Linked DNA regions of Homo sapiens: region 1 is linked to region 2. Evidence: chromatin contacts called from ENCODE Hi-C or POLR2A ChIA-PET data. All regions are on one chromosome and are shown on one strand. Each heading gives the region's core, a stretch centred on a gene start or an enhancer-like site at or near the end of the contact. The rest is flanking DNA. Distances are from core to core; before and after follow the strand shown.

Evidence for each region. A loop is a pair of places that touch in the nucleus more often than their neighbours do. ChIA-PET counts read pairs that join two places held with the same protein, here RNA polymerase II (POLR2A). Pooled maps may share reads with other maps.
Region 1: a pooled map shows a loop between it and region 2 (10-fold over the local background). The contact joins two enhancer-like sites. A Hi-C loop is called at or near these places in 22 of 37 single-sample maps with no recorded cell type and 14 of 50 pooled maps. POLR2A ChIA-PET finds 5 or more read pairs at or near these places in 9 of 52 experiments (CD4-positive, alpha-beta memory T cell, H1, OCI-LY7 and 6 more).

The regions. Positions count from the first base shown.
Region 1 is chrX:40,168,127-40,171,227 of GRCh38, forward strand. It overlaps a transcript of BCOR not described here. Among named protein-coding and RNA genes, the nearest start is that of BCOR, 72 kb to the left of the region's middle. RefSeq lists enhancers at 995-1,685, 1,686-2,376, 1,959-2,158. Within about 2 kb of position 1,530, at least 16 of the 41 ENCODE cell types and tissues checked have a DNase peak (open chromatin) inside an H3K27ac peak, as active enhancers do.
Region 2 is chrX:39,868,574-39,871,851 of GRCh38, forward strand. No RefSeq gene overlaps it. Among named protein-coding and RNA genes, the nearest start is that of MIR1587, 33 kb to the left of the region's middle. Within about 2 kb of position 1,803, at least 2 of the 41 ENCODE cell types and tissues checked have a DNase peak (open chromatin) inside an H3K27ac peak, as active enhancers do.

The sequences.
Region 1 (3,101 bases), core at 280-2,779, 300 kb after region 2:
GGCAGCCGCGTCCTTCCTCGCTGCGCTTCCTTCCCTGCCCCCTCTTTTAAAGAGCTCCTCCAGACCCTTTCTTTTCTTCCGTCCTTTATGTGTGCGGTCCTTTTGCATCAAGGAGCTCAGGAAGCATTTTAGGGGGGCCTTCCGCGGAGCGCCGGACAGCTCCTGGGAGGCAGAACTCAGGACCCTACACGCGCGGAGAGGACGCGGGGACAGCCGGGCTTTGTTTTGTCTCTTGCCTCTGCCGGGAGGGCGGAGAAGCCTCGGCCGAGCTGGGGCCCACTGGCGAATTGGCGGCGGCAAACACCCCCCTCCTAGCCTAAGTGGAACCTGAAACTCCGGACTTGGTCCGGGTGGGGCACAAAGCTACGTGGAGGGTCTCCCAGTCCACAAGTGGCTCTCCCCACACAGACAAATGTGCAGTGTCATTATGGTGGCTCCTGTTGCTCGAGGCCTCGGGGGTGCTCCGGCGGTGCGCGCACACCTCACCTCCACAAGGCACGGAGGGCGAGAGGGGGGCCAAGGGGCTGGGGCTCCCCGGGGGGCTGCCTGGAGGAGACGCCACATCGGGCCTTCCCGCACCCCCGGCTGCCTTCCTGGACCGCGAGCACGGAGCCAGGGCGGCCTCTCGCCTTTCATTACGGGGCCTACGAAAGCAGCAGCCCAGGCAAATATGTAGCTATTAAAATTAATCGCCCCGCGTTGTCAGCTGAACATAATGCAAATTATTTATGGGCTGTCTGCGCAATATTTATCATCGTGCAGGCTCCAGGCGCTTCGTGCCTCCTGGCCTCCCCCGCCCGCCCGCCCTGGCCGGCGCAGGGCGAAGCTGCGCGCAGGCTGCAGCGGCCTGGGGGCTCTGGGAACCCGAGTGGGGTTCCAAGGGCGAGGCCGTGCGTCAGGCCGTCTTCCAGGCCGAGGGCCTCACTTTAGTTTCTGCCATTCAGTACACATTTATCGGAGGCCTATTACGTGCAAAATTAGGAGGTCCGCGAAATCGGGGTGAAAACCAATTTGGAGAAATCTAAACCAAACAGATGAGCTCGGGCTCGAGGGGCGATGCAGACAGAGGCTCCTCAGCTGCACAAGAGAATTTTCTCTGGCTCAAGTCGGTCCTTCAACCTGGGAAACCCATGTTTGCTAAAGCTGGATTCGCTCTAGGAGAAACAGGGAGCATCTGATGTGCTCAACAGATTCGAGTACAACGCTATCGACTGGAACAGGAATTCGGTGTCCTTCGAGCCTCAAAACTTGTTTGCTGATCGCAGATAACAGATTAACTGTTAATTGTCGAAATCGGCCAACCATTTAGTTTATCACTGTTGGGGGCCCCTTGGTATTCGCTGCACTTTTTATATGTAAAAACAGTCTTGGTACCTCCTAAACGGCTTTTGTGTGGCTTTTGTTTCTCTTTCAAATACGGTGTTTTAAAAAACAGCAGCAACACGCCACCCCACCCCCTCTTCAACCAAGCCTTCTGGTTTAAAAAAAAACAAAAACAAAAACCAGGAGGAGAAATAATCTATAGGACAATCCCCCCCCTACTGGTCGGAGCTGGCGTTGGGGCTTTTTACGCAGATCGAGTCGCCCAGGGCTGCGGAGGTAAACAGGCTTTCTGCACCGCTGCTAAATGAATCACGAGGGGGAAGAACCGAGACTGCTGGGCGAGGGAGGCCTCGGGATCTGGGCCGGGAGCCAGGGCGGGGACGGCGCTGCACGGGGGGCAATGAGGTGGAGACGGGACCAGGGTTAACCCTGGTCCAAGGCCCCAAGGCCAGGGAAGGGAGAGTAAGGCCGGTGGGCGGTCCAGCCGGAGGCCCCTACTCGCTATCTGCGAGGCAGGGTGAACGCGCAGCCTGGGCCTCCATCCCCAGCGCGCCTGGGCACCACCTGGGGCCGGTCACGCTGCCTGAGCCCATCTGCGAGGAAGGAGGTCACGAGGCACCCCCTCCCACAGAGTTTTAACAACTCCAGGCCTTCAAGACGCAGTAGCAGGCCTGGGTCTTCTGATGTTCATTTAAAGCAAAATGATCGCCTTTCTTCACTGTCCCCACCCCAGACGCCAACAACACCTTGCACCTAGCAGACCAAGCCTGAGTCAAGACGTCCTTCGGTCCTGGGGCTGGGGGAATGGCTACCAACGGGCATCTCTTCTGCAGACTAACAGAAGGGGATATAGCCAGGAAGCTACTATAAATTTATATTCTTCTTCCGGTTTTGTTTTGGTTTTGGTTTTTTTTTTTTTGAGACGGAGTTTCGCTCTTTTGCCCAGGCTGGAGTGAAGTGGCACGATCTCGGCTCACTGCAACCTCTGCCTACCGGGTTCAAGCAATTCTGCCTCAGCCTCCCCAGTAGCTGGGATTACAGGCGCCCGCCACCTTGCCCGGCTAATTTTTTGTATTTTTACTAGAGACGGGGTTTCGCCATGTTGGCCAGGCTGGTCTCGAACTCCTGACCTCACGTGATCCACCCATCTCGCCTCCCAAAGTGCTAGGATTACAAGCGTGAGCCACCGCGCCCAGCCTTCTTAAAATGTGATTTGACCCAATTTAAAGCCTCCCTTTCTTCCCCATTAACCTCCAGTTTTTGACAGATTTTCTTAGAACATTCCAAAGATTCTCTCATTACTTCAGAAACTTATCTCGAAATGATGTAAAAGGAGGTTCAAAATATTAGGTTGCTTTTGGGTTCCCTTTATCTCGAACATTGTTGCGTAGATTTGAGAAAGGGCTGATTTCTACTTTGTTTTCTAATCAGCAAGTCACTGGTTTTTCTACCTAAGAGAGACTGAACATTAACCACAGTGAAGCAGAAGGGTTGAGCCGCATTTACAAAGTGCCTTCACATTTTGGTCCTCAGAAACCCATCCGAGGGGGACAGAGTAGGTGTTACTGTTCTGATTTTACACATGAAGAGACTGGCCACTCGCCCCCACAAATTTCTGGAAGCTAGTCTTCCTCACTGAACTGGAGCCAGAAGCCATGTGAAGCCAGCCTGCTCCTGCCTACACCCTCCTTCCTCCAGGTCAATGTCATTTAGAATATATTGCATCCTTTTCTTGGATCTGTCTGCTAGGACCCGGGCCACCCTCCTGCTGGAGGCAA
Region 2 (3,278 bases), core at 553-3,052:
GACCTCATTTTAACTTAATTACCGCTTTAAAGACCCCATTTCCAAATACTGTCACATTCTGGGGCACTGAGGGGTTAGGACTTCAACATATGTTCTGAATTGCATACCCTGAAAATTCCTTTGTTGAAGTTTTTGCTTCCACAATTACAACCTATTCAAACTGCAATCGATATAGTGCTGGGACTGGGAGAAGCTGCAGGGTTGCAGATCACACATAAAAAGGTCCTCGTCTACCCCAACCCCAGGCTTCTTTCTGCCTAAATTCTCCTCAGCATCCAAGTCTTGCCTCTGCAAGAAGCCCTCCCTGTCCCCTGAACTCACATGGAGTTTTCCCTTTGTCAAATTTCACAAGGAAGGATCGTTCAAGTCATGCTTTCTGCATCCTGAGTGTAAATCATAAATTCGCTTTTTTTTTTTTTTTTCGAGACAGTGTCTTTCTCTGTTGACCAGGCTGGAGTATAATGACACATTCACACCTCATGGCAGCCTTGACCTCCTGGGCTCAAGTGATCCTCCTGCCTCAGCCTCCTTTCTGAGTAAGATCTTTAAGAATAAGCCACCCCCATCCTAACACACACACACGCACACACACACACACACACACACACAAGTGGCCAGTATCTATTTCCTCCCTCTCCCAGCCAGGCAGTTTAGGGAGTTGGAGTTGGCTGCACATCCAGCTCTAGGGATCAACCAGATTGGCTTAATTCAAAAGGGAAGATACACATGACCAAATTGGTCCAATCAGAGTGAATATCAGGATTCTTGATGGGAATGCTGGAACACAGGGTCTCTCTTCTGGGCTGGGTTTGGTTGTACAGCATGTGAGTTCTAGAGTAGAGCAGCTACAATTGGGTGGGCAGGTGGCAGGAATGGGGGCTGGAAGTTCCAGGAATCTGGATGGGGTTGGGGGGTGGGGGCAGGGAACCACTACTGTGTGTAACCATGAAACCCATCCAGAGGAAACAGAGCAGATAATGGGTGCTGGTGGCATCATTTAAGCCCTAGATGAAGCCATACCTGAAGTAGGTTACCTCTGGACCATTCAGTAACATAAACCAATCAATTTCCCCTTTTGCTAATATTGAATTGGGTTGGGTTCACAATGGAAAAATCACTAAATGATATAATTTCTTTGGGATCCTCCAAAGAGCCTAACCCCAGGATAGTGTGGACACTCAATAAATACAAGTATGCACCACATAATGACGTACCAGTCAACAACATATTGTATATACGACAGTGGTCCCGTAATATTATAATACTGTATTTTTACTGTAACTTTTCTATGTGTAGAGATGTTTAGATACACAAATACCACTGTATAACAATTACCTGCAGTATTCAGTACAGTACATGCTGTACAGGTTTGTAGCCTAGGAACAACAGGCTATACCATGTAGCCTAAGTGTGTAGTAAGCTATACCACATAGGCTCGTAGAAATATATGCTATGATGTTCATACAATGACGAAATCCCCTAACCAAACATTTTTCAGAACATATCCCCTTCATTAAGTGACACATGACTGTACTAGAGCATTACAAAGCCTCAATCTATGAAGGCTTTGTAGATAAGAAAACTGTGACCAGGGGTAAAGGGATTTACCAAGTCTCAGGAGCCAGTTAGTGGCAGAGCCTGGATGACAGCCTAGATCTCCAATCTAGTGCCATTCCCACTGCACTGGAAGGGATGAGGGCCACTGTTCCTCCTCCCTTGATCCGCCAACCTAGTCCCTGCAGGAGAGGGAGGAGCTGAGAAAGCCAGTGTGAAGCCACAGCACCCTCAACCCCCCAGATAGGAAGACTTGGTTGCAAGCCAGGAGGCCAGAGGAGAGGCGAGGCAGGAAATTGAGTGGCTCCACGTCAACCACACGTTCTGAGTCACCTGGGGGCTGTCAGTAAGAAGATAGTGCAAAGATGGTGAGCAGCTGCCAACCCAGGCAGCAGGCATGTCGGTGTCCTCAGGACCCCAGAGGGCCCCATTGCAGGCTCTAGGGAGACCTCTACCCTCAAGAAGGCTATCTCCGAAGGGGCGCGGTGGCTCATGCCTGTAATCCCAGCACTTTGGGAGGCCAAGGTGGGCGGATCACGAGGTCAGGAGATCGAGACTATCCTGGCTAACATGGTGATACCCCGTCCCTACTAAAAATACAAAAAATTAGCCGGGCATGGTGGCGGGCGCCTGTAGTCCCAGCTAGTCGGGAGGCTGAGGCAGGAGAATGGTGTGAACCTGGGAGGCGGAGCTTGCAGTGAGCTGAGATCGTGCCACTGCACTCCAGCCTGGGCAACAGAGCGAGAATGAAACTCCGTCTCAAAAAAAAAAAAAAAAAAAAAAAAGAAGGCTGTCTCCAAGTGGGGTGGTGGGCTTAGCAGGCTCCAGAAGGGGCAGAAATGTGTGTCGGGGCAGAGTCACGTGTCTGGCAGCTGGGCTGTGAAGACTGGCAGGGGTGGGGAGTGGATTGTGCAGAATAGAATATCTGGGATACCTTGGGCATCTCTCTCCAACATGGCAGCTTCAGGGTAGCCAAATTCTTAAATGGCAGCTCAGTGCTTCAAAGACATGTGGGAGGGAGGGAGAGAGGGAGAGAGGGAGAGAGGGCGAGGGGGAGAAGGAGTGAGAGAGAGAGAGAGGTGAAAGCCATATCACCTTTTCCAACCTGGCCTCACAGCATCACCTCTGGTTCATTCAATTCATTGGAAATGTCTGGTCCATATTCAGAGGAGAATTAGGCTCCACCTGGTTGGGAGGACTGTCAAAGAAAGTCTAGATATGGTATTTTATTTGTTGTTGTTTGAGACAGGATCCTGCTCTGTCATCCAGGCCGGAATGCAGTGGTGTGACCATGGTTCACTGTATCCTCGACCTCCTGGGCTCAAAAGATCCTCCTACCTCAGCCTCCCTAGTAGCTTGGACCACAGGCATGTGCCATCGCACCTGGCTTATTTTTTTTTAGAGATGGAGTCTCTCGCTAATGTTGCCCAGGCTGGTCTTGAACCCCTGGGCTCAAAGGATCCTCCCACCTTGGCCTCCCAAACTGCTGGGATTACAGGTATGAGCCACTGCACGTAGCTGAGACATGGTTTTCAACCATGTTAGAAGCCATACCTGGCAGACAACAAGGAGCCGGTGTCCCTAACCCTGTACAATGCCAGCGCTTCCTGGCACTGCCTAAATCTGGACCTTCTGAACACGAGGGATAAAGTGAATGCTATCTTGGACATACCAATGTCATGTGGGGTTTTTTGGTTACTCTCAGCCAAAGCTAATCCTAGCTG